2 separate regions of the Homo sapiens genome follow, and region 1 is linked to region 2. The links are chromatin loops, found by intact Hi-C in ENCODE. Cell type or tissue: PC-9. All regions are shown on one strand. Each heading gives the region's core, and the rest is flanking DNA. Links, peaks and the distances in the headings are about the cores only. Region 1 overlaps EXOC3L4 (exocyst complex component 3 like 4). Region 2 holds the start of LOC105370685 (a long non-coding RNA gene).

Region 1 (14,712 bases), core at 1-5,000, 51 kb before region 2:
AAGCAGGATGGGATCGGAGGGGAGATGAAGGCTGTGTAGCCAGCCCATGAGCCCTCGGTGCCCAGGCACGCTCCCGTTCTGTTTTGGGGGAGGCAGTCCCGGCACCGAGCCAGAGTGACTACAGGAGGGCTGACGCTGCGGGAGGGCTGACCTCGCACTGACCTCGCGCTCTTGCAGGAGTTGGAGCAGCGGTGGGGAGAGGGCTGTTGGGGCAGGCGGTGGCTCTGTCTCGCAGGGTTCCGAGGCCACATGGTTGGACCAAGCCATCCAGTGCGTGGCTGAGATCCTGGGCGAGACCTACAAAGATGACATCCAGCGGCACCTGGAGACTCTTATCCGGAGCTACCCCGACATCAGGTGTGTACCCCACCTGCTTCCACTAGCTTCCTACCAGAGCTTCAGGGCCAAGGGGGCTGGTATTGGAGCAACCCCAGCCCAGACCTGACTGCCCAGGGGCCTGAAGACCAGAGGCAGGAGGTAGGCCTTGGACCCTCAGACCCTCAAGGCTGGAGGGGGAATGGAGAGAGCCCCTTCTCCTAATCTGCTCTTGGCCATCCTCCATCAGCCCCACCAGGGGTGGGCACGCCTCCAGTCCTGGAATCTGAGGGGGAGGCGGACCCCCCACCCCTGGGGAGAAAGCCCTCTCTGAAAGCCAGGGGATTCTGAGACCTGGTCAGGAGGAAGGAGGTTTTGATCCCGGGTTGTGCTGGGGGGTCGGTGAGTCATCCAAGCCTTTGGAAATCCCAGCTCGAATCTCTCCAAGTCCATTCTTTTGGAGATTCTGGGATGTGGAGCTCACAGAAAGCCCCTGGTTCATCCCCTTCCCCAGGCCACCCTGCCATGGGGTGGGGAAGGATTCCCCATCCCCAGCAGGCCTGTCTTCCAGGCTGTGGCTCAGAGAGAGTGGCCCTTACATCACCCTGGGAGTTCCCCTCCAACTACTCCCCAACCCCGTTGGCCCCGTCACCCGCAGCTGCATCACCCCCTCCCTCCCTCTCCACCACCTGTCCCCCGGTCTCCCTCTCTCCCTCGCCACCCTGTCCCCATGTCTCCCTCCCTCCCTCCCTCTCCACCCTGTCCCCGTGTCTCCCTCCCTCCCTCCCTCTCCACCCTGTCCCCATGTCTCCCTCCCTCCCTCCCTCTCCACCCTGCCCCCATGTCTCCCTCCTCCCTCCCTCTCCACCCTGCCCCCATGTCTCCCTCCTCCCTCCCTCTCCACCCTGCCCCCATGTCTCCCTCCTCCCTCCCTCTCCACCCTGCCCCCATGTCTCCCTCCTCCCTCCCTCTCCACCCTGCCCCCATGTCTCCCTCCTCCCTCCCTCTCCACCCTGCCCCCATGTCTCCCTCCTCCCTCCCTCTCCACCCTGTCCCCATGTCTCCCTCCCTCCCTCCCTCTCCACCCTGCCCCCATGTCTCCCTCCTCCCTCCCTCTCCACCCTGCCCCCATGTCTCCCTCCTCCCTCCCTCTCCACCCTGCCCCCATGTCTCCCTCCTCCCTCCCTCTCCACCCTGCCCCCATGTCTCCCTCCCTCCCTCCCTCTCCACCCTGTCCCTGGGTCTCCCTCTCTCTCCAGCCTGGGTCTCTCCACCCGGTCCCCAGGTCTCCCTCCACGCCTTTGCGTGGGCTCTTTCCCACTCTGCACACCCCTCTCCTGTGCCCCTTCAAGCCCAGCTATGGTGTCCCCCAGGCCCACGCCCTGCCCCCTCCCCCAGCACAGCTCTTCCTGGCCTCAGTCAATCTGACCTCCCTGACCATCCTGGAATGCAGAGTGACTCATACTAACTCCCAAGCCCGTGGGTTCGCCTCATGCTGGGGCTGGGGGTGTTGCGGAGGTGTAGGTCTGCAGTGAGTGCCCGCATGTCTCTGCAGGCGGGACCACATACTGGCCATTCTGGCGCTGCGCCGACTGGGCCGCCAGCGGAACCAGCATCTCTTGCAGCACACTCAAGACCTGCTGAGAGCTGCGGCCGGGGCGGCGGGTGCGGAGGCCCCTCGGGGCCGCGTGCTCTTCGAGGAGATCAAGGTGCCCAGTGCCATGGCTGTGCTGATCACCTGCGTCTAGTTCTCTCTGGCTCGAGGGGGGGCCGGCCGCTGGCAGGGAGCTGTGGTCAGTGGGGGTCAGCCAGGAGCCCAGGGAGTCACTCTGGGCCCTGCCCCCAACTCTGACACTGCAGTTAGGGAATTTTTGTCGTCAGCAGCCAAGCGCAGCTGTCAGGCCAGAAGGAGCAGCCGTGCAGGAGGCATTTCAGGCATCGTTGAGGGGAGTGTTTTGGGGCCGCAGAGCTCTCAATGCTGCCTATCGGGCGGGGGGGGGCCTCCCGCCCGACTGTCCAGCTTCACCCTCCAGTCTGAAAGTGAAGAGCAGAGTATTTATTTAAAAAATAAATGTGAATTAAAATGGTGCCTCCCTAAGGAGTGGGCAGGGGATGGGAGACCTGGGTCCCGGTGTGCTGAAGGGCCAGGCCGGAGGCTGTCTGGTGACACTATTTGGTGGGTGGCCCTCTCATGCCTGTGGAAGCCACGGGAAGACTGAGGCAGGTCCAGAGCAGGGAAGGCCCATGCCTGTGGCTGCCCCCACCACGGCCCGGATCCACTGGCCTTGTGCCTGGTCAGCCTTGTCCCAGCCAAAGCAGACTCGGGGCTTCCTGGGAACAAAAAGAGGATAAGGCTGGTTCTGCAGCTTGAAGAATTTGGGTTAGATGTAGGAGGGACTTCTCAGCAGTGGAAGTTGTCAAGTTACTGCAGGGGGTGTGTCACCCATGGAGTGTGTGTCCGGGGGTGACCCTGAGGTGTCAGCAATGGAGGCAAGCGTAAGGAGACTGCTCCAGCGTGCACCTGCGTCCCCGCTTCTCTCTGCAAAGCTGCCGCTGAAATTTGGCGGCAGCTGCGGGCTGGGGTGCTGGGAAACCTATTTGCATTGGCAGCCGGGCTGGCTGGGGAGGCTGAAAGTTGAGATGGGGAGATTTCCAGAGAGCAGCTGAGACAGGTGGTGACAGGTGCCCCTCCCAGCCCTCCACAGTGGGCCCCCATAGTGTCTCTGGGCCTGACCCTGACCCTGGCGGGAGTGGGGGGCAGGTGACTGCAGGTGGGCCAAGGTTCCAAGAGCTCCACAAACTTGGGTCGCCTGAGGACAGGGTAAGGAGTCTGAAAGGCTGTGGTGCCAGGCAAGCAGGGGGCGTGTCTATCCCCACTCCCTCCAGGCCCCCTCCCTGCACTGTGGACAGTCAGGGGGCAGTTCCCCGGGCAGACCTGCCCCGGTTCCTATGCCAGGGCTGGGGCCTGGAGCCTGAGTCTTGCTGGGGCCTAGAGCCTGGGGGTTGAGTGCCTGGGGCTTGTCTGTCTCTTCTGGGAGCAAGTGCTGGGGCAGTGCCCTCCTCCATGGGGGCACCAGGGCTGGAGGTCAGGAGCAGGGCAGGCCAGGGCAAGGGAATATCCAGACCTCCCCTGGCAGGGTGGGGCAGGTGGGGCAGGAATGAGGAAGTGGGAGGGTTGGGGTTCCCCATCTCCAGGGCTGGGGTGGGGGCAGGTATGTGATGCTGGTGCCAATAAGCGGTCCCGTCCCTGATGGGAAAACAGGCTGGCAGATGCTCAGGATCCTCCCAGCCAGGGGCCAGAGGGGCATGTCTTTTCCCAGGGGAGGGGTCCAAGAGGGGGCAGGTGATTGACAGGTCAGCCTGTCCCCTGCTTGACCCCACCCCTGACCTGGTGGCCATGAGTGTCCCAGGCAGGGTGCATGGGAGGGGAGAAGGGAGGGCTTGGCCTGGTCTGGTCCTGGTCAGGTTCTCCCCAAGGAGCCCCTGCCACCCCCTTCCCCACCCTTCTGTCTCAAGCTCCTCACTGAGCCACTTGGCTGGAGCCAGAGGGTCCTGGGGCAGGGCTGTGGGGTTAAGGAGGGGGTTCCGTCCTGGCTCTGCCACTTCCCACCTGTGAGAATGCAGGCAGGTTCTTTTATCTCACTGCTTCATTTTTTTTCCAGCTGTGAAATGGGGGTGCTGTTAGTGCCTCCTCGGCTGGGGAGGGTGAAGTCAGAGCCAGCCATAAGGCCGGGGGCCTGGCCTCCCTGTGACCCCATGTTCCCAGAGGCCCACCTACGGGAAGGCCTTGGGCACCCTGGGGTTGGGGTGGTGGGGTGCTGAGGCTGGAGCAAAACCTGAGTTGAGTGGAGGTCACTGGGAGTGGGAGGCCCCAAGAGAGGCTGGGAAGAGGTGCTGAAGGCTGAGCGGCTTGTGGCAGAGGGAGGGGGCCCGGCTTAGACCCTGAGGGTTCCTAGGCCCGGAGACAGGAAGTCAGGGTTTTCCTGGCAGGAACTGTGTGCACATGTGCACCTGTATCTCCATGCCAGGAGGGTGTGTATGCCATGTGTGCAGATCCTCCTGAACCCAGCGGTGGCTGGGGCTGGGACTTCCCAGGCCAAGCCAGGCCGAGCTGGGGGTGGGATGGCAGCTCCTAGAGGATGCAGTCAGGGAGGCTGGGGGCAGAGGCGGGGCTGAGACCGGGGCACCCTGGGTGCCTCAGTCCTGGGGTCTGGCCACTGGCCTTTCTGCTCTAAGGGGTGGAGGCTGAGCCCATGAGACCTTGCAATGAGCCTGCAGTGCTTCCTTGGCCATCTGTTGTCCAGGCCAAGCCTGCAGGGTGCCGGTGGGGGTGGGGCTGGCTCTCAGAGAGGTACTTGGGTTCTCATTGGCCAGGTCACCTGGCTGATAAGTGTGTGTGTGTGTGTGTGTGTGTCTGTGCACGTGTACCTATGTGCACCAGCCCCTGTCAGCACCCCCAGGATGGAGGCCCTTGCCTAGTCTCCTCACTCCTCTCAGAAAGCAGGACAGCCTGGAACCATCCTACTTGCCCCCAAGCTCAGCCCCCAGGCCCTGCCTGCCGGCCCCTGGCCCGCAGCCTTGGCCAGTGCCTGTTCCCTGCTGCATGGCCCAGGTCTCCTCCCTCTTCAGGGCCAGCTGGGCTTCCCCCAGTGCCACCGTGGCCTGGGGCTCCTGCATGTCCTGGGGTTCCCTCTGGTCTCTGTCCCTGAGCTTGAGGTCCTTGAGACTGGGTCTGCTCTGTGAATCTTCTGGGGCCCCACCCCAGGCCCAACTGGGAGGGCAGAGAGAAACCACAGAGAACCCACATGCCCCAGACCCGCACACTCTGGTCTGCAGAGATGATCCACTGTGTGTGTGTGTGTATATATGTATGTATGTGTGTGTGTGTGTGTGTGTGTGTATGTGTGTGTGTATATGTGTGTGTGTATGTGTGTGTGTGTGCACACACACACACCTGCTGGCCCAGCGACAGCGTGTGTGGGGTGAGAGGAGACTGGGGAGCTGCCTCCCCCAGCTCAGGCTGGGGCCCAGCAGCCCTCCGAGGCCATCTCTCCCTCCTGGTGTCTGGGCCTGGCCCCTGCTTGAGTGTGTCATGTGGGAGACACACGAGGCTGAGCCATGCAGGCATGTGTTCCAGTCTCAGCTCTGCCCCTTCTAGCGGGGGACCCAGTTTTCTTGTTGGTAACATGGGAGGGAGTGCCCAGTAGGGAGCCAGTGAACCTGTTCACAGCGTTCCTGACAAGAGGGTGTGCTGTGAGTGACGGTCCGTGTGTCCCCTCCAGGCCTGCACAGCGTGCCCTCTTCCTTCCTCGCCTGGTGACCCCAGCCCCTCCCTTCCTGGCTTCAGTACCCAGTGGGCCCCTATGCGTGGGGGCAGCATCCCCAGCGGCTGGAAGGTTACTGCAGGACCCCTCACTGCTGCCCACATTGGGAGAGGAGGCTGCAGGGTCCCCAAGGCTACCCCCGTCCCCAAACTTCCTTCCTTTGCCACCGCAAAGAAGCCCCAGGGCCGCCGTCGGCGCATGCAACTCACAGGCCATCATGAGGCCCAGGGGGGTGGCCAGGAGTGGGCTGCCCCACAACACTGCCCGTCCCCCCCCTTCCCTGTGGAAGGCTGGTCAGTGGGCACCTGCCGGCCACTGTGCTGCAACAAGACTGCCGCTGCAGAGGGCGGGGTCCACAGTGCCCCAGGTCACAGGATCAGATCCTGCTGGGAGCCACCCAAATCTCAGCCTGGCCTCCTGGGACCCTGGTCTTGGGAAACACTTGGAGGGGAGTGAAACTTGGACAAGTCACACCCACCCCTCGGTCCATCCTCTCCTGGGCCCTGGGGGCCTGGGCCTCTCCAGGGACACCCTCACTTCTGTCTGCACATATGCCCACCCATCTATTAGCAGCCTTAAAAATGTGTTAAATGCTTAATAATGTGTTGGGTAGCAATACGTTCACATAGGTCAAAATTTAAAAGATACGCAAAGGGTATAGGGTAAAAAGTCCCCTTCTTATCTCTAGTCTTCCTGCTCCCATTCCCAGAAGTGACCGAGGTTCCTTGCGGGACACTTGAGTTGTTAAAAAGGGATTCTTGCCCAAGGGATTTATATGAATGGTGACATTCTGGGCATTGGTGAGGAACCTGTTTTTGCTGGAGGTGGTTGACAGGATAGGGCAGTCGTTTCTTTTTTTCTTTTCTTTTTTTTTTTTTTTTTTGAGATGAAGTCTTACTGTGTCACCCAGGCTGCAGTGCAGTGGAGTGATCTCAGCTCATCACAACCTCCACCTCCCAGGTTCGAGCGATTCTGCTGCCTCAGCCTCCCAAGTAGCTGGGATTATAGGCACCCACCACCTTGCCCAGCTAATTTTTTGTATTTTTAGTAGAGACAGGGTTTCACCATGTTGGTCAGGCTGGTCTCAAACTCCTGACTTCAAATGATCCTCCTGCCTCAACCTCCCAAAGTGCTGGGGTTACAGGTGTGAGCCACTGTGCCTGGCCTGGGCAGTCGTTCTTGATCCCTATAAACATCAAATGAGGAACTCAAGGCTCTTAGACGGATAGAATCCTCAAATAATGGGCTCTTAGAATCTTGGGGAAAACAAAAGTCACCAGTAGAGGGTCGTGACTGCAAGTTGTCCATGTTCTTGGCGTTTTGAACAAAGAATTGGACAAAATGCCCAGCAAAGCAAAGAAAGAATGAAGCAACGAAAGAACGAAAGCAGGGATTTACTGAAAATGAAAGTACACTCCACAGTGTGGGAGTGGCCCGAGCAGCAGCTCAACAGCCCAGATACAGAATCTTCTTGGGTCCAAATATCCCCTAGAAGTTTCCCGTTGGCCACTTCATGCTCACCTCATGTAAATGAAGTGGTGGCCTGCAATCAACCTGATTGGTTGCGGAAAGCAGCCAACCAGAGGCTGAAGTGAAGTTACAAAGGTCACACTCCTGTGCAAACATCTGATTGGTTGCAAAAAGCAACCAGTCAGAGGCTAGGGTGAGGCCGGGCGCGGTGGCTCACACCTGTGATCCCAGCAGTTTGGGAGGCCAAGGCAGGCAGATCACTTGAGGTCAGGAGTTCAAGACCAGCCTGGCCAACATGGTGAAACCGTCTCTACTAAAAATACAAAAAAATTAACTGGGCATGGTGGTGGACACCTGTAATCTCAGCTATTCAGGAAACTGAGGCAGGAGAATTGCTTGAACCCGGGAGGCGGAGGTTGCAGTGAACCGAGACAGCACCATTGCACTCCAGCCTCCCTAGCAGCTGGGATTACAGGTGCCCGCCACCACGCCCAGTTAATTTTTTTGTGTGGGTTTTCCTTTCAATATAGTTCTAGGAAGTAGGAACGAAACAGCCTTAGGTTCCCTGCCTCCTATTCTCCTGCCTCATCATGAGAAGCTCTGCTGTTTGTGGGGCGCCCACCATGTGCTTTACTCTGGTGGTGTATGATGTTCCTGCTTTCCCTGGACTCAGGGCTGGCATTTCGAATCAGCTTCTGGACTCAGACACCTCTGGGCTGGAATCCTAGCTCTGCGCCTTCCTAGCTGTGTGACCTGTGTGAGTCACTCCACCTCTCTGGGTTCCATCTCCCTGTGTAAACTGGGGAGGATTACACAAGAAAATGCAAGAGTTGGCTGGAGGAGGGCCTGGCTCTCCAAGAGCATCCTCCTACCTGTGGCATTCGTTGTTATTTATCTGCACTACCTCCTTTAAGCCATCCCTGCCAACCCTCTGAGTGTGCCAGTGCCATCTCCAGGAGGTCCCAAGGAAATGTCACTGTCCCAAGCAATGTATGGAAAGACACAGCTCTAAGCAGTGGAGTACCAGGGCCCAGGTGGTCTCCACGCCTCAGCCCACAGTGGGATGCCCTCCTTCTCCAAAGTCTGGAAGTCAGAGCTCCTGGCTGTCCGGCAAGGAGGGGGCTCCCAGAACCTGGGCTGGAGGCAGTCACAGGGCCTGCGTGGTTTTTGAGCAGCCTCTGTTACAGTAGACAGACGTGAGCAGGGCAGGAGAGCACCTAGGAATGTCACGCAACCATCAGGTGATAGGCAGTTGTTACACTGTCTCTCTAAAATAATAATTGGTCGCAGCCAGCACCAGGGAAAGGCAGTTTCCCAACATAGGTGTTTCTCTTACATAGAAGCACCTAGTACTAGTGATCAGCAACTTCCCGATAAGATCTCAGGAGTCGGGTGAGTGGGCTCAAGCATAAGCACTAAGAGGCAAAATGGCAGAGCTTAACTCATGTATGACCTTCCTCGGGAAACCCTCGACGGGTAAGGGAAGAGCGCCTCACATGAGCATGTGCACCACTTCAGTAAACACACCGCGCATGCGGCCCCTCCCAGGTGCTGGCATGGCAGGCCATGGCGGCGCGTGCGGACAGCCCAGCCCAAGGGAAGAATCCTCAGAAAGAATGCAATGGCCCCCCGCCGGAAGTGGAAGCATGTCAACGTATAAAACCCCAAGTCAAAGGTCAAACCACACACTAGAATCCCTCAAGTCACCCGCTTGGCCTTCCAGGTGTACTTTCCTTCCTTTCATTCCTGCCCTAAAACTTTTTTTTTTTTTCTTTTTTTTTTGAGACAGAGTCTTACTCTGTCACCCAGGCTGGAGTGCAGTGGTGCCATCTTGGCTCACTGCAACCTCCGCCTCCCGGGTTCAAGCGATTCTCCTGCCTCAGCCTCACAAGTAGCTGGGACCACACCTGGCTAATTTTGTATATTTAGTAGAGACAGGGTTTCACCATGTTGGCCAGGCTGATTTCGAACTCCTGACCTCAGGTGATCCGCCTGCCTTGGCCTCCCAAAATGCTGGGATTACAGGCGTGAGCCGCCACGCCCGGCCACTTTTTTCTTTTTCTTTTTTTTTTGAGACAGTCTCACTCTGTCGCCCAGGCTGGAGTGCAGTGGCGCAATTTTGGCTCACTGCAACCTCTGCCTCCCGGGTTCAAGCCATTCTCCTGCCTCAGCCTCCCAAGTAGCTGGGACCATACCCGGCTCATTTTTTATTTTTAGTAGAGACAGGGTTTCACCATGTTGGCCAGGCTGATTTCGAACTCCTGACCTCAGGTGATCCGCCCGCCTTGGCCTCCAAAAGTGCTGGGATTACAGGTGTGAGCCAGCGATCCCACGATCCCAGCCTTTTTTTTTTTTTTTTTTTTTTTTTTTGAGATAGGGTCTTGCTCTGTTGCCCAGGCTGGAGTGCAGCCACATGATCTGGGCTCACTGCAACCTCCACTTCCCGGGTTCAAGTGATCCTCTCACCTCAGCCTCCTGAGTAGTTGGGACCACAGGTGCCCACCACCACGCTGGCTAATTTTTGTGTTATTATTTTTATTATTTGGTAGAGACAGGGTTTTGCCATGTTGCCCAGGCTCTTTCTCTAAAGCTTTTAAATAAACTTTCACTCCTGCTTTCAAACTTGTTGCAGTCTCTCACTTTGCCTTAGACTTCTCAGTTGAATTCTCTTTTCTGAGGAGGTAAGAACTGAGGTTGCTGCAGACCTGGATGGATTTGCTCCTGCTAACATACTTCAGTGCTTCATGACTTGGATATAGTCTCTCCCGGTAACACCTCCCCTCCCCTCCTCTTCCCTCCCCTCCCCTCCCCTCCTCTTCCCTCCCCTCCCCTCCCCTCCTCTTCCTTCCCCTTCCCTCCCCTCTCCTCCCCGACTTCCTTCTCCAAACAGCCCCATGAAGCAGCACTGGGCTTCCCAAGAGAGGTCCTGCCACGTGACTGGCCTCTGTCATTGGCAGAACCCTGCATAGGCCGTAGCTCTGCAGCTGTTTTCCTGGAAATTATGCCGGCTCCGAGAAGGGCCCATGTTCTACAGGAACCCCAGGCAGAAGGGACCGGAGCTGCACTTAGGCATTTTGCATCAGTACCAGAGAGCTGTGGTGAAAGACTAGAGTTTTAGGAGAGCTGAACTTGGGGAGGAGAGTGGCCGCTTGCAGCTGGCATAGAGAACTTCCTATGCCCATGAGTTCCACCAGGACCCACTCCTCCAGGAAGCCCTCCTACACCACACTATTTGGAAGGCCACTGGGGTTGGGGTCCTGCTGCCCCATAGGCCCTGCTTTCTCTCCCATGGCCCTTCTCCAGCAAGGACAGTGGGTCAGGCTCATGGAATAGCTGCAGAAGCCATACCTCATCAGGCCTCGGTTTCTCCATCTGCCAAATACGAAAAGGAATCCTTGGCCTGGCTTCCTCCTAGGAGGAAAGGGGCAGGGGGGCTATCAACAAATCGACAGTGTCCCGTGGGGCTGGGGTGGGGCACCGCCTGATGGTACATGTCTGGGCTGCTGAGGGTCCTCATGCTCCCTCCTTTGCAGGAGGGGATGTGCCGTGAAAGTGGCTCCTGGTCAGCTGTCCTGGCCATCCCACAGTCCCGGAGGAGGTCAGCAGACTTCAGCCAGGGTCTCATGGAGCTGTAGGTGATGCTGAGCAAGTCACTGCTCCTCTTGGGGAAGGCTGGGTGGCAGCAGGGACCTCAGGCTTAAGGCCTCAACCTCTGTGCCTGCTTCTCTGAGACTCAGTTTCCTCATCTGTCAACAGGGAACACAATGGCCCCACCCCATGCAGACAGTAGGGCATCCCCAGGAAGAGTCTCAGGGCTGGTGACAGCCTGAGAAGTGAAAGGGAGAAGCAGGGTGAGTGTTGGGGTCCTGGGAACCAGGGTTAGGGCAGTGGGAAGTGCAAGTCATCATGCAGAGGGAAGTGGGCCCGGGCTGCTGGGGGAGGGGCTAGGTGACCCACCCTGAGGTCAGCACCACTCTTGTGACCAAGGCTAGCAGCTGCAGCCACGCCTCTGGCCAGGCCCAGCCACCTATAGGCCCTCTGCCCCTCGTGATCACCCACCACCCTGGGCCCTGCTCCAGGTTGCTCTCCCTTCTGCCTTCGACTGCCCTCTTCTTCCTTTTTTTTTTTTTTTTTTTTTTTTGAGATGGAGTTTCACTCTTGTTGCCCAGGCTGGAGTGCAATGGCGTGATCTCAGCTTACCGCAACCTCTGCCTCCCAGGTTCAAGTGATTCTCCTGCCTCAGGCTCCCGAGTAGCTGAGATTACAGGCATGCACCACCACACCTGGCTAATTTTGTATTTTTAGTATTTTGTATTTTGTATTTTTAGTAGAGACGGGATTTCTCCATGTTGGTCAGGCTGGCCTCGAACTCCCGACCTCAGGTGATCCGCCCGCCTTGGCCTCCCAAAATGCTGGGATTACAGGGGTGAGCCACCATGCCCAGCCCCAACTGCCCCTCTTCTAGAGAGCTTTCCTCTAGGTGCCTTCAAGAATGCAGAGAGAGGGCCAGTAATGTGCCTCCCTGTGTTATTCTCTGGTCCGTGCTGAATCGGCCTTTTCTGCTGCCCTACAGGGCGCAGGTGGAGGTTTAATTAATGGACTAAATGAGGTAATGAAAAAGATTGGGAAAAATTTTTTTCAAGGTGAAAAAGGAGTGAAGGATAGTACCTCCCATTTCTGCATCTAAACTCCTTGGTCTAGAAGTCCTTTCTTGTGTCTGACTTAAATACATCAAGCTGAATTTCAGACGCTGAGCAACGTTGGAGGAGAAGCAAGATAACACTGTGCTTAGTGAAGGGGCTCCTAGCTTCACCACTGGCTGGCACATGACTGGACCGCTCTGTGCCTCAGTTTCCTCATCTGTGAAAAGAAGAGAGTTAGTGCCCACTTCATTAGGCTGTCCGATGAAATCGGCTAATGTATACAAAACACTTAGAACAACGCCTGGCACCGGTGGAGATCAACAAACATCAGCAGTCTACCCAAAAGAATTGAAAGCAGGAACGTGAACAGATATTTGCATACCCGTGTTCTTTTGTTTGTTTGTTTTTGTTGTGAGACAGGGTCTTACTCTGTTGCCCAGGCTGGAGTGCAGTGGTGCAATCATGGCTCACTGCAGCCTTAACCTGCCAGGCTCAGGTGGTTCTCCCACCTCAGCCTCCCAAGTAGCTGGGGCTACAGGTGCACCCCATCACACCTGGCTAATTGTTTGTATTTTTGGTGGAGACAGGGTCTCACTATGTTGCCCAGGTTGATCTTGAGTTCCAGAGCTCAAGCGATCCACCCGCCTGGGCCTCCCAAAGTGCTGGGATTACAGGCATGAGCCACCACACCTGGTATACACACCCATGTTTTATAGCAGCACTGTACACAGCAGCCAAGAGGTAGCAGCAATCCCAGTGTGCACAGAGAGATGAATGAATGCACAGTGTAGCCCATCCATACAATGGAATATGATTCAGCCTCAAAAAGGAAGGGAATTCTGATACCTGCTACCACATGAATGAATCTTGAAGGCATTATGCTGAGTGAAATAAACCTGACAACGCCCTCCTGGCAGATGCAGACACAAAAGGATAAACGCTGTGTGACTCTATTTATTTGCAGTACATAGAATAGTCAAGACCACAGAGACGAAAGGTAGAATGGCGGTTGCCAGGGCCCGGAGGAGAGGGAAAGAGGAGTTAGTGCATAGTGGGTAGAGTTTCCGTTTTGCCAGGTGACGATTTCTGCAGGTGGAGGGTGCTGTTGGTTGCACGACCCTGTGAATATACTTAATGCCACTGAACTGTGCACTTAAAAGATTATAAATTGCATTATGTATATTGTACCATAATAATTTTTAAACAGTCAGCTGTCATTGCTCTGGCAGACAGAAGGGAGGGAACATCCCATGTGTCGTAGCCTCTGAGGCCCTGGGTTGCGTGCGAGGAGCTGACCGTGGCTCCTGGCCAGGTGCTGGCACACTCGCCTTCTAGGCTAAATGGAGAGGTCATTGCCAGTCTGCTCCTGTCTGCTGCCCTCCCCACCAGGCAGAGCCCCCTGCTCACTGCCCCTGGCCTGTGCCCTGGGGAGCTGGGGAATGGGACAGCCGCTGGCCACTGGTCACAAACATCGCCACCCAGCATGTGATGCTGGCTTCCTGCTGGGGAGGAGCCGTAGGCTGGCCTTTGGCTCCTCTGGAAGTGCCTGGCCTCTTGGGAACTGCTTTCTGCATCTGCGAGAAGAGGGTAAGGACTGCTCCTGCCCTATGGGCCCCATTGGCTGTCATCCCTTGGGCCTCCATGCTGCCCCATTTTCAGAAGACTTTCCTTGTCTTGAGGACTTCACGTATGTTACCATTGACCCTCATGCCTGAGCTTAGAGAGGGGAAGTGACTGGTGCAGACACAAGTCCAAGGCAGCAGCCTCGTTTCCCAATCCCCAGCCGGTGCTCTGGGCGGGCCACTGCCGTCAGTGGGGGACAAGGGTGGCAGCCCCGCCTCAGCCCTGCAAAGCCCGTGGAGACCAGGGGCTGCCTTCGAGGGGACAGTGGGGCCTAAGGCCTGACAACGCCCTCCTGGCAGATGCAGACTTCCCGAGCAATTTCCCGATCTGCTTGGGAATGGGAGGGGGGGTGAGGGGGTGGGGTGGGGGAACAGAGTCTGGCAGGAGAGGCTTGTGGGGATTGCACAATGAGGCCACAGCAGCCAGCCGTGAAGGCAGCCACCGGCCAGGGCCCCTCAGCCCGTATCCTCATCGCCCCTGTGTGGATGAACTCCATCTGCGCGGTGCCGGTGGAAGGACCCTCCCAGCCCCGGGACACCGCGGCTCTGTGGACTCATCTGAAAAATGTCATCCCTGGAGTCCTAGGAGAGAAGGGGTGGGGTTGGCAGCCTTAACGCCCCATCCTGCATCCTGGCGGCCTCCCGCATCCGCTCCCCCACAGGTTCCCCAGAGACAGGATGATGGATGGCAATCCGAGTGCAAACCTGGCGCTTGGCCAGCACTCTGGAAGAGGAAGTTCTCAGTTCCCAGGGCACCTGAACCCACAGCCGCCCCCACTCCGCTGGCCCCCCTGGTCCTGGAAGACCTGTTACTAGGCTGCAGAAGGGGTGGCGGAGTGATCAGGGGGCGGGGAAAGAGGCCAAACAAAAGAGGGGAGGAGCAGAGGCCCCAGTGAGGCAGGAGGGAAGCCCCTGCCCAGCGGGAAATTCCTAAATGTCTGGGTCCTTTCCAGAGGGCAGGAATTCCTAGCCTAGAGTGTGAAATAAGGAAGGAAGTGAATCTCCAGTGGGTTCCCTTCACAGCCCCTTTCCATCCTCCCCACATGCCCCACCCCCACATCTCCCAAAACAAACCCTGAGAGACGGTGTGGATGGGGAGACAGGCCTGGAAACGGAGGCCTGCGCTGAATGGGCAAAGCCGGGTTGATGATCCAGACGAGGCCCTGGAGTCTGGGCCTTGGGCCCCTCCCCTTCTGCCTGCTCCGGCAGCCTGTGGGTCCAGCCCCAGCCCCAGAGGGGGAAAGGCTCCAGTGGGAGTCCCATAGGCCTGGCTAGGAACCCCACTCCGCTACTTAAAGTGGTGTGAGCCGGGTCAGCCACTTCACCTTTCCGCATTTA
Region 2 (14,734 bases), core at 6,356-11,355:
AAGGTGGGCGGATCACGAGATCAGGAGATCGAGACCATCCTGCCTAACACGGTGAAACCCCGTCTCTACTAAAAGTACAAAAAATTAGCCGGGCGTGGTGGCGGGTGCTTGTAGTCCCAGCTACTCGGGAGGCTGAGTCAGGAAAATGGCGTGAACCCGGGAGGCGGAGCTTGCAGTGAGCGGAGTTCGTGCCGCTGCACTCCAGCTTGGGCGACAGAGCGAAACTCCATCTCAAAAAACAACAACAACAAAAAACCAAGCAAGGTAATTGCCTCTAGTCCTGGCAACTTGTAAGGAAGCCAGCTCCCTATCTGTGAAAGAATGAATTGGCATATGGAATTAACTTTTGAACTATTCATTTGAAAAGTGTTTCTGTTCTTTGCGGAAGAAAAATTATATTGCTCGTCCTTCAGCTGTTATAACTAAGATCCTATTAATGCATTTCATTTTTGACTGGGTAAAACCGAATTCCATGGGTTTGCTTTTTGCTTCTCAGGTAACTAATGAATTTTCAGATCCTCTCCTTAAAAATGAAAATGTGCATTAACAAAAAAAAATCTAAGAGAGGGTTAAAGATTTCTCCTTTCCCCTGAAACCGTGGAGGAGAGATATTCCAAATGATAAAGGTTGATCACAGAATTTGATTGGATAAGGTGTGGAATTAAGACCATTTACAAGAGTATAAATCTTGTTTTCCTATAGGAAATTAGAACTTGTGTGAAACTTTGTAACTGTTATCAGCTTTCCAATCTCTTGATTACCATGAACTGTTATTGAAACAGAAGAGCCTTGCAGTGTTTCTAAGGCTTTAGAGTCTGAGGCCATGGTTTTTGAAAATAACTTCAAATAAAAACCTGGAATTCTGGCTGGGGGCGGTGGCTCTCACCTGTAATCACAGCACTTTGGGAGGCCAAGGCGGGTGGATCACCTGAGGTCAGGAGTTTGAGAAACCCTGAACTCCTTTAGTAGAGAAACCCCGTCTCTACTAAAAATACAAAATTAGCCGGGTGTGGTGGCAGACGCCTGTAATCCCAGCTACTCGGGAGGCTGAGACAGGAGAATCGCTTGAACCCGGAAGGCAGAGGCTGCAGTGAGCCAAGATCACACCATGGCACTCCAGCCTGGGCAAGACAGAACAAGATTTTGTCTCAAAACAAACAAACAAACAAACAAATCCTGGGATTCTGCTTGATTGTCTTGATAACCTGCTGCCTTAGTAGCCCTGTTATAATCACATTTCTGGATTCTTAAGCCATACAGGTCCCTGGGAGAGTCCTCAGAAAAACGAGATGGTTTGCATCCCTGCTGAAATGTTTTTACCTTAGTAAAGAGATTTCTTATCCTAGGCTGGGTGCGGTGGCTCACGCCTGTAATCCCAGCACTTTGGGAGGCCGAGGTGGGTGGATCACCTGACGCCGGGAGTTCGAGACCAGCCTGACCAACATGGAGAAACCCCGTCTCTACTAAAAATACAAAATTAGCCAGGCATGGTGGCGCACGCCTGTAATCCCAGCTACTCGGGAGGCTGAGGCAGGAGAATAGCTTGAACCCAGGAGGTTGTGGTGACCCAAGATCATGCCATTGCACCCCAGTCTAGGCAATAAGAGCAAAACACCTTCTCAAAAAAAAAAAAAAAAAAAAAGAGAGAGATTTTGTATCTTAATAAAGAGATATTGAACAGTATCTTTGAGGTAATAATTCTACTTGTAGGGAATGTATGTTATCAGAAATAATAGGACAAACCTTTGTCATTATTCATACAAGGATTCTCGTTGTAGGGAAAACTAGAAACTCCCAAACTATCCAGCAAGAAGGAAAGAGGAAAACAGTTATACTACACAATGCAGTGTGGCCATTCACACAAGGAGGCAGATCTGTTTCCACTGATCTGGAAAAGCATCCGTGACATGACATTAGTGAAAAATGCAAATTTGTAGAACAGTATCTGTGCAGAATGGCTGTGCTAATATAGATGCGTTGGCACCAAAATGTTCAAGGGGAAGGGGAAGGTGGCAGGATCCAATCTGTACTTCACGTAATCCTTTAAAATGTGTGGGATGGTGGGTGAGTCTTCTCTGTATAGATTTTTGCAAACAAGATGGTATTTTGCATAAATATAGTGGGGAAAGGCATTTAAGACATATTCATGCCTGTAGTGCTTGAGTAATTTAAAATTTCTTATTTTGATATTTAATTTGAACATTTTCTATAAGAAGTGCTTTTAAAACTAGAAAAAAATTTTTTAAAGTCTATATAATAAATTCCTACGGCTTTACTTAAATAAGGGTGCCTAGGATTTTTCTTGAGTATGAACCTGTCACATGGCTGGTTGTGTGCTGAGGCCAGAGGGTGGGACCTTCCCTGAGGGCCGGGCTGGGACATCTCCCCACGAGGTTGGTCAGTCCTTCTGCCAGCTCATCCATGAAGAGTTCAACCCAGGTCAGGGCCGGGCCCTGGCAGCCTGGAGGCTGAGCCTGGCAGGCCCTTCCCTTTTCAAAGGCCAGCACTGTCAGGCACTTTGGTCCAGACTCCAGGCCTGCAGAGGCACAGAGCGCACCAAGGGGGGCAGTGGGAGGGGCCAGTGTGCGACCCCCAGGACAGGCTGGGACCCCAGGACAGGCTCGGACCCCAGGACAGGCTGGGACCCCAGGACAGCCTCAGACCCCAGGACAGGCTCGGACCCCAGGACAGGCCGGGACCCCAGGACAAGCTCGGACCCCAGGACAGGCCGGGACCCCAGGACAGGCTCGGACCCCAGGACAGGCCGGGACCCCAGGACAGGCTGGGACCCCAGGACAGGCTCGGACCCCAGGACAGGCTGGGACCCCAGGACAGGCTCGGACCCCAGGACAGGCTGGGACCCCAGGACAGGCTCGGACCTCAGGACAGGCTGGGACCCCAGGACAGGCTCGGACCCCAAGACAGGCTCGGACCCCAAGACAGGCTGGGCTCAGGCTTCACTTGTCCTGTGTCCTCTGGGTTGCTCTGTTGTTCCACCATCCCTGATCCCACAGTAAAATCCTGTCACCCTCACTGCCTGGTTTCTGCCCCTGTTGGGGGTGAATGAGCAGCTTGTCCTGGGTTTGGGGCAGAGAGGCCTGAAGGAGGAGCCTGGGCTGGGGGCAGCCATGCTCATTTGGGGACAGGGCAGGCTTGGTCAGCAGAGGGGCTCCCCCCCCGGAAGGCAGCTGATTCTCAGGGTTGGGCAGAGTCTGGAACTTCAAGGGCAGGACCCATGTCCTAGGACCAACTCTGTCCACCCTCCCACATCCTCCCGTTGCCATGACCTTGGCCCCATCTCCGTCAAATAGCCTGGCCCTCATACGTGCAGGAGCCCTGGGGTCCTTCCCGAGCCCAAACATTTTTGCAGTGAAGGGCCCTGCCTAGCTTCACCCCATGCAGGCCTGGGCAGGGGCAACTCTGTCAGGTGCCCTCGGCCCCCAGGTCTTTCCCCTGAAAGCAGCGAGCATCTCAGTCGCTCCCACTGCATGGGTGGGTGGAGTTCAGAAGAGTGGGAGAGGAAGGGGAATGCTTACTTTTTCCAAAGCGATCCAAGGATTGTTCTGGAATTGTTTGGCAAGGGCTGTGTGGCCATGTGTTTTTCTAGATTCACTTAAAGAAAAAACAGTGTTGGGGTCCCCAAGGAAATAGGGCATCCAGGCTGCAAGGACAAAAGCCAGGTGGGCTGAGGGGCCGGCGGGGCCAAATCTGTCACGAGGAAGGGGAAACTGAGGCCTGGCCTTGCGGGCCCAGGACCTACCCTGCCCCTTTGCACTGAAGGGAGGGAAGGTCTGAGTCCCCGGGAAGCAGAACTGGGGCCAGCTGGGCAGGGGACAGAAGCTGGGTCACCCCTGGGATACCCAAGCAGAGTGACACAGCCCCTGGGACGGACTTGGCTGGGTCTCTCGTCGGCTCTTTTCTCTCCTGTAAGACGAGAACATGGAAAATCCTTCCCCAGGAGCGGGACGGCCCAGCACACTCCCCCATAGCTGGTGGCAACGCCCTGGAAGTCCCGGCTGTCACGGCTCTGCCTGCCCCTTTCAGATGCTGTCTCAATGACATGTGTCCAGGTCGAGCCTGTTCACCAAGCTTCAGCCCTCCCATCCCTCACCCTGGGGACCAAGAGACAGCTCCAGACTAGCCCAGTCTCTCCCGAGTGCTCAGGTGCTTCCCAGCTTCCTCCAAAGGCCAGCAGTCCCAGCGAAGTCCTGGGAAAGGCAGGACAGCCTCAGGCAGCTCCAGCGAAGGCTGTGACCACTACAGGGAGCACCTCTGCCAGGTGGTGGCCCCAAGGACTGCCCAGGACTGTGGGACACTCAGCTTCCCAGGGGGAGAGGCCCCGGCCCACTGTGGGCAGCACAAACTGGCTGTAGAGGAAGCTCTGGGGGCTATGGGAGCCCCTACCCCAGGGCACGCGGGGACTCAGCCAGGTCCAGGCCTTGCGGGAGGCTCTCTGGGGAGTTGCAGAGGCGCAGTTTCCCTTCCGCGGAGCTGCTTTCTCACCCTAGTGGTGGGACAAGCCCTCTCCCGGGTCCATCCCTTCCCTGCCCCTTCACCCAGGTCCTGAGTACTTCTTCTGAGCCACGGGTGGGTGATTTATGACCCACTTCTCACTACAGAGGAGGCGGGGCAGCTCGCTAACACCAAGCAATGCAAAAAGTCAGTGCGAGGGAAACACAGACTCCAACGTTTTTCACCAAAGTGCTGGTTGAAACACTTTTGAAATCTGGGAAGTCTTGTAATCATGTCAACATATAACCTTCTTTTTAAAAAGCACGAGTTTAGTGGCATGGGCCTGTGGTCCCAGCTACTCAGGAGGCCGAGGTGGGAGGATCGCTTGAGCCTTGGAGCTTGAGGCTGCAGTGAGCCACAGTCGCAGCACTGCTCTCCAGCCTGGGTGACAGAGCGAGACCCTGTCTCTGAAAAAAATTTAAAAACTTGGAGCTTCCGTCGGACGATCCCCTCAGATCAAGGCACCGAGTTACTTTTTCCAAGTTACTTGGAAAGATTGGCCCTTTGGGTCTTGCATGAGAACTCCATTAGATGAGACCCAAGCAGCATCAAGCCTAGGGTTAACTTTCCCTACTCCTGAGCTGAGACCCCTCTGAGGACCCTTACCAATGCCAGGTGAAGCACGAGTTCTTCCACTCTGGCTGATGGGAACAGGCAACTATTCCCAGCCTTGGGTGAGCACCAGACACTGCGACTTCTAATCCTTTGCGGTGGTTCTTTCCCCAGGCTCAGGCAGGTTCCCCTTACGCACGTACTGATCGGTTCTCGGCTGAACACTCGTGGGAACCTTCTGCAGACCTCCGGCTCCCTCTGTGCAGCGCTCTGTCCTCCTGCTCCGCCCTGTGGATCCTGCCACCTAGGCTTGCCTGGACTCCCAGCTGGCTGTGCTCCGCTCAGGAGGAGGCTGGTCCCGTCTCCTTACCCCATGGCCTGGAGACTCTCCACGCGGCTAGCCGGGCATCTCAGGGCTCACCCCACTTGATTCCCGTTTTCCTTCATTGCCTGACGCTCAGTGTCACGAAAGCTCGTCTTGTAGATTTTTCTCTTTCTCAGGGTTGTTTTTTTTTTTTTAGAGAGAGAGTCTCGTGCTGTCACCCAGGCTCTTGACAGAGTCTTGACAGAGTCTTGTTCTTTTACCCAATGAAGTGCAGTGGTGCAATCTCGGTTCACTGCAACCTCCACCTGCCGGGTTCAAGCAATTCTTGTGCCTCAGCCTCCCGTGTAGCTGGGACTACAGGAGCACACCACCGTGCTCTGCTAATGTAGAGATGGGGTTTTGCCGTGTTGGCCAGGCTGGTCTTGAACTCCTGGCCTCAAGTGATGTGCCAACTTGGCCCCTCAAAGTGCTAGGATTAGAGATGTGAGCCACGCCCAGCCTCAGGTTTTTCAGTTGTTTCAGAGCAGAGGGTAAACCTGGTCCTTGTCCCATTTTGACCAGAATCAGAAGTCCTCTTTGTAAACCAAAAATACAATTCTGAGGCTCCCCATCCATCAGAATGGACCCCACCTCTCAGCCAGGGCACTCCAAAGCTAACCTGAAAAACTGGTTCAGACCATGCCAGGAAGCAGGGTGGGACATGCCTCACGATGCCCTCCTCCCTTTGTGAGTTCTGGAAAAGCCAACCAGTGTTTAAGATCAACACAGACCTTAAGCCTGATAAGAAGTATTTACAAGCTATTCTCTCTGAAGCCTGCTACCTGGAGGCTTCATCTGCAGGATAAAAGCTTTGTCTCCACAACCCCTTATCATAACCCAGACATTCCTTTCTATTGATAATAACTCGTTTTTTTTTTTTGAGATGGAGTCTCACTGTCACCCAGGCTGGAGTGCAGTGGCTCAATCTCAGCTCACTGCAGCCTCCGCCTCTCGGATTCAAGTGATTCTCCCGCCTCAGCCTCCCAGGTAGCTGGGATTACAGGCGCCCACCACCACACCCAGCTAATTTTTGTATTTTTAGTAGAGACAGGGTTTTGCCATGTTGGCCAGCCTGGTCTTGAATTCCTGACCTCACGTGATCTGCCTGCCTCAGCCTCCCAAAGTGCTAGGATTACAGGCATGAGCCACCACACCTGGCCGATAATAACTCTTTCAACCAATTGCCATCAGAAAAATTTTAAATTAAGTCTACCTATAACTTGGAAGTCCCCCACTTGAAGTCGTCCCGCCTTTCTAGGCTGAACCAACGTATTTCTTACATGAATCTGATTGATGTCTCAGGTCTCCTGAAATGTATAAAACGGAGGCTACGCCCTGGTCCCCTTGGGCACAAGGGCTGGGTCATGGGCCATGGTCACTTATATTTGGTTCAGAATAAATCTCTTCGAATCTTTCACCGAGTTTGACTCTTTTCGTTGACATCTTATGTGGTTTAAAACTGTGAGAGACTGTCTTAAAATCTGAATTGAGTCTGTTTAACTGAACTGTCAGAGATTACCAGTGACTTCTGTTGCAACAGGAAGATAAGACAGTGAACCGTTTTGTTTTTAACTATTTCTTTCTTTCTTTTTTTTCTTTTTTAGACAGAGTCTTGCTCTGTCGCCCAGGCTGGAGTGCAGTGGCACGATCTCAGCTCCCTGCAACCTCCACCTCCCGGGTTTAAGAGATTCTCCTGCGTCAGCCTCCCGAGTAGCTGGGATTACAGGCACCCACCACCAAGCTTGGCTAATTTTTGAATTTTTAGTAGAGACAGGGTTTTTTCATGCTGGCTGGGCTGGTCTTGAATTCAAGACCTCAAGTGATCTACCCGCCTTGGCCTCCCAAAGGGCTGGGATTACAGGTGTGAGCCACTGCGCCCGGCCTGTTTTTAACTATTTCTAAGTTTTCACAGGTCTGCGAAGAACAGGCATTTAAGGAGAGAAATGCAAGAGTTCTCTGCCGCTGAATTCCCCCACCTGGCACATGATATGAGGTGTGTGCATGTCGGGACAGTTACAAAGCCTCACTCAACACGAAGTCAGGATCTCTTCCTTCTCCTTGGCTGCCAGGAGTCTGGGAGAGCCGAAATGACAATTTAGAGCAAGAGTCCATCCACTTTTGCGTTCCCTCCTGGCCACTGAAAATCCGCCGTGTTCTCCCCACAGGAGCAGGGGATCCCAGTGCTGGGTTGTGCTGCAGAAACCCCCAAGGGGTCTCCTCCAGGGCCCAGATGCTGGCGCAGCCCTAGCCCCAGCCCCAGCAAATCAGAATAATGGGGATGTTGAATAAAGACCCGAGTTTTCAACACCCCGTCCCTGCCTGCAGTGATTCCGATGATCAATCAGGCGCGAAGCCCAGAGACCCAGGAGGACGAGTCACTGACTGGGCCATGAGACAGGACCCCACAGCCTGCATCCCCACAGCCTGCACCCCGACAGCCTGCACCTCAACAGCCTCCTGCCTGCACCCCTACAACCTTCTGCCTGCACTCCCGACAGCCTCCTGCCTGCACCCCCCACAGCCTGCACCCCAACAGCCTCCTGCCTGCACCCCCCCACAGCTTCCTGCCTGCACCCCCCCACAGCTTCCTGCCTGCACCCCCCCACAGCCTCCTGCCTGCACCCCCCCACAGCTTCCTGCCTGCACCCCCCCACAGCCTCCTGCCTGCACCCCCCACAGCCTGCACCTCAATAGCCTCCTGCCTGCACCCTGACAGCCTCCTGCCTGCATTCCTGCTCACTTCTCCAGTTCCAGTGGAGGCAAAGACTCTGACCCGTGAGTTCTCCAGCACTGAAACCTGTGCTCCCAGCTCCCTGGGGAGGAGGCTGTCCCTGCAATGACCCCATCCTAGCTGGGCTGTGTCATTCTTACAGAGGGTAATGGCTCTACCTGCATTCCTGAGGTTTCTCAGGCTCAGGACCTGTGGAAAGTGAGCCATAGAATCTGCTGGCATTGCAGAGAGGAAAGCCAGACAGCCAGGGTCACAGCCACTGTGACGTCCACCCTCGGAGTCCTCTGTCTGCCACTCTGAACACAGGGTAGAAGCAGTTATTGCAAAACAAATGCCACTGTCCTGTCCAAAAGTGAGATGGGTTTGGTTCCCTACAAAACCTCCCGCAGTGCATGCTAGGAAATTTTGGAGGAAATACCAAACGTCCTTTCATTCATGGCTGAGAGCCTAATCAAGGGAAAACTCTATTGGCCAAAAATGAAAAGGAGCTGCAAAGCAGGCACTAAGCTGACACAGATGCTACAGTGGCCCTGGGGAGATTTGCTAGGCCAGGTAACCAAGACACTTCCATTTCAACGGCCATATTAGGATGGGGAACCAGGCCTTGTTCTGTGAAAGGTTAGCACTGACACCCCTGAATGAAGCCCGTAATTGTGAAGGGCTCTACTCACAGTGGAACTGGTGGATTAAGAGGGAAAAATTCCTTTTTCTTTCAAAAAGTGTCAAGGATGAAGCTTGTCTTGGTTTGATCTCTGGAAAGAGAAAAGTCTCTGTAACTTGGAAGCCAAGGCCAGTCTTCATGTCAGCATGCAGCTCAAACTCACCCCATGTGCAGTTTTAGGAACTGCAAGCTAAGACTCTGACAGGGAGGTGTGGGTAGCCGAGATGACCCTGTTTCTAGCTTCTGCACATGATGCTTTACATCTGGGGTCTTGATTAGCCCGTTCCTAGAGAGTAAAGGACCAGCCTACACGCACGCCACCATACGGCAGCCACCAAACCAGAGCTCCTACCCAGCCACCTCCTCTACTGGCTCTAACACTCTGGGCCCGTCTCCACCTGTCCTGAGCACCCTAGAACCAGGTACCAGACATCTAGGGGCAGTCCCTATGTGCCAGAGCCCGTGAAATTATTTTATTCATGCGTGGCAGTCTTAAACCATTCATCCTGCCTCACGTGTTCCTTCCTGCAGAAACCCTGATAAAGGCTCTTGCCCATGTTTTTCTGCCCTCTCTGCCTCCTGACAGATCCTGGTACTTCCCTGTGTGGCCCCTCTGTGGCATGGCCCCTGCTCTTGGTACCTGTGAGTATAACAAACTATCTTTTCAATAGTATTGATGTAGGATATTTTGCTCCTTAGTTCAGCTAAATCCAGGTTCTTGTCTCACGACCAGGAAAAATTAGGCACATGGACATATTGAAGGGTGAAGAGAGTGGAATTTATTAAGCAAAAGGGGAACTTTCAGCAGAGAGAGGGGTCCCACCAGCCAGCTCCTACCTCACAGATTGAATACCAGGCCACCATGCACAAGCTGAAGAGGCCAGTCTCCTTCCCAGCATAGGGCATGGATTCCTGAAGGCTCCATCCCTTTCTTCCAGTGCGCATGTGAGCCGTTAGTCTGAGCCACACCACATTGATTTATTTCCCTTACTGCGCATGTGTGAAGGGATGGAATTTTTCACTGAGGGCATGTTTAGGTGAGCCCCCTGTGCACAGTGACCTGGACGGGTCGGAGGGTCTCTGAGGACCTTTCCTTATCGGCCTAGGCATTTGGCTGTCTACTGCTTCTATCAGTATAACAAGCTATCTTTTCAATTTGTTTGTTTTCTAAAACAAACAACCAAAAATCTCCTACATTTTAAAGCAGTAAGAAGTTCCCCAGGAGCTTCACACAAAGGGTGAAGTCTATGGAGCAATGTATCTTCAGTGTAGACAGGCTGCCAGGATGCCCTTGGGCACAGCTCCAGTGAAGGGGAACCCATGAGCCATGTTATAGATCGGAGAGGGCACAGACACCTGAGTGACTGCCTTTAGACAAAAAAATGGACTGGGGACGTCTGAAATTTCCAACTACAGGATGACTTGATAGATACACAAAGTTAATATTTAAAGGACAAAATACTATGTTTCATTTGTCATGTTTAAATTCTATTAAAATACTAGAAAGATGGGAAATAACTAAATAAGACTTTTAAAAACAAAAAAGTATCATCACTGAAATCAAATACTTCTGGACACGTAGAACATAATTTTGGACACAGTGAATTTTGGACACATGAACTGCAAGAAAGATCTGAAGTGAGACTCGGGATACAGAATAGAAGTACCGGGGCACAGAGTCCAGTCCAGCAGAATGGAGACTAATTCTGTGGCCCGGTGGGTGTGTTTCTGTTGTCTCTGGCCCCTCTTTGTCCTGGCTTCCGTCCTTGGTGTTTGGACAGAAGCCCCACCTTGTACTTGAACATAATCATGATAGGGACAGGAGGCGGGGAAATTCTGGGCAGAAGAGGGTGAGTCCCCAGTGAGGGCCTCACCCTCAAGCCTGGAATTATAGCCCAAAGTAAGAACATGCATTCCTGTTTTCCCACTCAAATGTTGCTTTTTCCAAAACCACCCATGGCCCACCCCCACCCCCATCCTGCACCCATAAAAACCCCAGGCTTCACTGGCTCCACCAGCAAAGAGCAGAGAAGAGGAGAAGCAGCTGGACATTGGAGACTATGGTTGGACATCAGAGGGAGGCAGCTTGACTTCAGAGGGGCAGCTTGATGGTGTTGCTTTGGAGAGGAGTCCAGCTGGAGATGGCTAGACTTGGGGAAAATCACCTTCCAGCTCCATCCCCTTGCCAGTTCTCCTTCCTGCTGAGACCCACTTTCACTGGCAATAAAATCCTCCATGTTCACCACCCTTCCATTTGTTTGTGTGACCTGATTTTTCCTAGATTCTGAACAAGAGCTCAGATACCACGAGTGCACATGCAAAAGGCTGTCACACTGACCCTCTGCCCTCACTGGTGGAAAGCAGCCGCCTCATGCGAAAAGGCAGAGGGTCCACTGAGCTGTTAACACTTAAACCATCTACGGATGGCAGAGCTGAAAGAGCATTGACTGTAACACTCCTTCAGGGACTTTGGGGGTCATGGGTTCCCCCCACAGATGCTGCCACGGGGCTCCCATGGGGTTTTGCTCCTGCTGGCACCCAAAAGCACTCACCCCGGCTCCTGCACCTGCTCACCTGCATGCTCCCTCCCACGAGGGGTTGAGCACAATGGGTTCGAATGAGTGGAGTTTGTCCCTGCCGGCGCCAAAGTGGCCAGCTAGCTCCAGTGCCCACACTCCAGTTCCCGCCTGTGAAGGGGTCAGGGGAAATTTCCTGCTCATTTATGGGGCCTCATTTGGGATACGTCAGCAGGGTGAGTAAATGCGAATCTGCCAGATCTGTCTCTTCTTGTCCTCAGACTTTGCTCTGAGCTATGCCACTTGCAGGGGAGAGGATGCAACCCTGCCATCTCTCTCTTTCTTTTACGTAAAAGGAATGTTGGCTCTGTTCCCTTCATGGAGATCTAGCCATTGCCTGGGACTGGAATAAAGTCCTGGGGCCACTGAAGGCATCTGGTCGAGGCCATACCTCGGTGTTGCCAGAAGGCCCCAAGACTGTACCCAGTTCCTGACTGCCCATCAGGGGGCTGGCCAAGACCCCCAGAATTTTCCATGGTATCTTTCCTTTCTTCTTTCATGGTTTGAAATAGCTCCTATCTCTTCTGTCATAATGTTAAGGGTTTTGCTGCAAACTGCAGAAATATTGCTAGAGCATTTGGCCCAGCAGTCAGATATGCAATTCAGGACAGTGTGATTTCCACTTGTCCTTAGAGGTGCCGTCCCCATCCCCAGCCCAAAAGCCACAGGCACGTGTGGCACATGGTGGCCCCCTCCTCACCCCCCTCCCTTCCTGGCTGGGGTGCTTGGGCATGTCTGCGGCATGCACATGCCATGCCACCAGCCATGGGCAGTGAGAGAGAACCATGGCTGCTGCCAGGGCCCCAGGGCAGTCTTGAGGGCAGGGACCCCGTGCAGCCTGCTGGCCAGTGTTTGCCACTCGCCGCCCCCCCTGCCATGTGCCCATAGAGTCTTTCCTCCCCTGGCCAGGGAGTTCATCTCGGTCCAAACCGTGGAAGGGATACAATGATTAAAGGAACCCGTTTGCAGAGAGCAAGAGGTTCCTCCCACAGCTGTTTTTTTCTTTCCTTTTCTATGCAAGAGGGTTATTTTCCTGCCTCAGCACTCCGCTTATGATGGGGAAACAACCAAGGAGCCACCCCCACCGGCTAATAACTGCAAGTTTGGCAGGGCCCATCGGGGAGTCCATCTAAAGGGACCCATGCACCCCCTCAGACACCTTTTTGTTCCAAACTCGATTCCAAGTTTTGGGCTGAAGCCCTAGAAAGAAAAACCAGATCTGAGGGATCCAAAGCGAGGCAACGGGCACAGTGTAAATGGTCAGGACAGATTCCTGCTGGCTCAGCCCATGCTTCATGGAAGGAGGCCATGCTCCATGGCATAGATAAGGCCCAGGGAACCTGAGGGCTGCCGACAGTAGTGGGGGGTGGAGATGTGGGTGAGTGCAGACAAGTCCTGTTGTGTAGGCACCCCCTGCTTCACAGGTGCGGGCCATAGTGGCACCTGTGGGTGGTATCTGTCTAAAGGTCGATGGGTCTCAGGGATCAAAAAACAGAAGAGAAAAGGGGGATGCTTGCTTTCTCTCTCCCTCACACCCCAAGTTTTTGCCGAAAGAAGGAAGGGAAATGAGGAATGCCTATTTCCCTGTCTTTCCCTGTCTTTCAGAACCAGCTATCTTCACCACCCCCAGTCTATACTCCTCTGGAGTGTATACTGAATCACTGGGACTGCTTTGACCCTCAGATTCTGGAGGAAAAACACCTCATAGTCCTCTGTACAAAGGCTTGGCCAAATCATGATCTGCAGGAAGGTCTGGCTTGGCCTCAGGAAGGAACCATTCATTTTGATACCATCCTGAAGTTGGAACTTTTTCCGTAAACATGAGGGCAAATGGTCTGATGCCCCATATGTGCAGGCTTTCTTTACCTTGCAGGGTAATCCAGACCTTTGCCGACAGTGTAGGATTGATCCATCCCTCCTCTTTGCCATCTCAGGAGAGGCTGCAAGGGGCAATCCCAGGGAACTATAGAAATGAGCCCCGGAGGCACCTCCAGCAGGGGAGCCAGCTCCCACCAGCCCTGCTCCTCCCGATCCACCCGGTCCTCCCTCTTCAGCTTCTCTCTCTCACTTGCCCCCTCCTAGAAATCCTCACCCTGGGCAAGCCCCAGTGTCACACTTGCCCCTCCAACAGATGCTTGGTGAATTTGGCCCCCATGAGGTCCAGGTCCCCTTCTCTCTACAGGACTTAAAGCAAATCAAGGGAGATCTTGGCAAGTTTTCAGATGACCCTGACAGATATATATAAAGGCTTTCCAGAATTTAACCCAAGTATTTGAACTCTCCTGGAAAGATGTTATGTTAGTTTTCAATCAAACCCTGAGTAACAGCTGAGAAGCAGGAGGCTCTGCAAGTGGCAGAGGGGAGGGATTTGGGGATGAACTTTGTATCACATATAGTGTCAGGGAAGGGGTCAAACTTTATCCAACTGGAAGAGAAGCAGTAGCATTGGATGACCCTAAATGGGATCCCCATGATGACATGGGAGAATGGAAGAGGAGACACTTTCAGGAGTGCATAATGGAGGGCTTACATAGGACTAGCACTAGGCCTCTCAATTACACCAAGCTATCCATGATTGAACAGGGATTTGATGAGAATCCCACTGCCTTCCTGGAAAGGCTAAGGGAGCCCTTGGTAAAGCACACCTCTCTATCTCCTGATTCAGTCAAAGGAAACTAATCCTAAAGAATAAATTTATTACTCAGGCAGTCCCTGCAGAAACAGGCCCTGGGATCAGATAGTACTTTAGAGAACCTCCTGAAAGTGGCCACTTCAGTCATTTATAATAGAGACAGGGAGGCTCAGGAGAGAGAGAGAGGACGCGCAGGAAAGAGGCAGAGGCTTTAATGGCCACCATGCAGGTCCACAAACCCCAGAATTCCTGAGGTTCAGCTGTTAACTGCTACAGACGTGGCAAGCCAGGGGATTTTAGAACGAATTGCCCTGGCAGCATGAGGAAGCCACTTCGTCCCTGTCCAATCTGCAATGGGGACCACTGGAAAGTGGATTGTCCCTGAGAATGCTGGTCTCTGAGTCCAGAGCCAATCTCCCAAATGGTCCAGCCAGACTGACAGATCCTGGGGCTCCTCTCCCTGGCTCTGGTGGTCTAGACCACCATTAGCATTCAGGAGCCCTGGGTAATCCCGGAAATCGAAGGAAGGAAAGTGGACCGCATTCTGGACACCAGGGCTGGTCTCTCGGTTCTCCTCTCCAATCTGGGTCCCTTTCCTCTGTTAGCACAACCGTGAGAGGCATCTCAGGAAGACCTTTAACCCAATAGTTCTCCCAACCCCTTAGTTGTAGTTGAGGAGACCTCTTGTTCACACATACTTTTCTAA

Evidence for each region. Peaks named below come from ENCODE experiments on the same cell type or tissue, not always from the same donor. Only the 100,000 strongest peaks of a DNase experiment are listed, where the experiment ranks them.
Region 1: it touches region 2 in a loop (6-fold over the local background); 6 of 110 quality-filtered maps call a loop at or near these places.

Annotation. Positions count from the first base shown.
Region 1 is chr14:103,108,161-103,122,872 of GRCh38, forward strand. EXOC3L4 (exocyst complex component 3 like 4) reads left to right here. Exons shown (of 12, transcript NM_001077594.2): 11 at 236-357; 12 at 1,871-2,399. The coding sequence ends at 2,063. LINC00677 (long intergenic non-protein coding RNA 677) reads right to left here. Exons shown (of 2, transcript NR_138038.1): 1 at 14,449-14,712; 2 at 12,689-12,871. It also overlaps a transcript of TNFAIP2 not described here. Among named protein-coding and RNA genes, the nearest start is that of LINC00677, 7.4 kb to the right of the region's middle. RefSeq lists enhancers at 668-747, 1,535-2,145, 2,146-2,756, 5,131-5,180, 14,232-14,712 and a silencer at 918-977. In PC-9, for the core only: CTCF peaks have their summits at 2,104 and 2,350; DNase peaks (open chromatin) are centred at 1,781, 2,161, 2,811, 3,431 and 2 weaker places; H3K4me3 peaks cover 1,862 bases; H3K27ac peaks cover 3,854 bases.
Region 2 is chr14:103,152,794-103,167,527 of GRCh38, forward strand. It overlaps LOC105370685 (a long non-coding RNA gene), which reads left to right and starts at 11,401. Exons shown (of 3, transcript XR_944245.2): 1 at 11,401-11,572. RefSeq lists enhancers at 2,279-2,573, 3,298-4,036, 4,037-4,774, 12,151-12,657. In PC-9, for the core only: no CTCF peak of the experiment used is centred there; a DNase peak (open chromatin) is centred at 8,338; H3K27ac peaks cover 3,891 bases.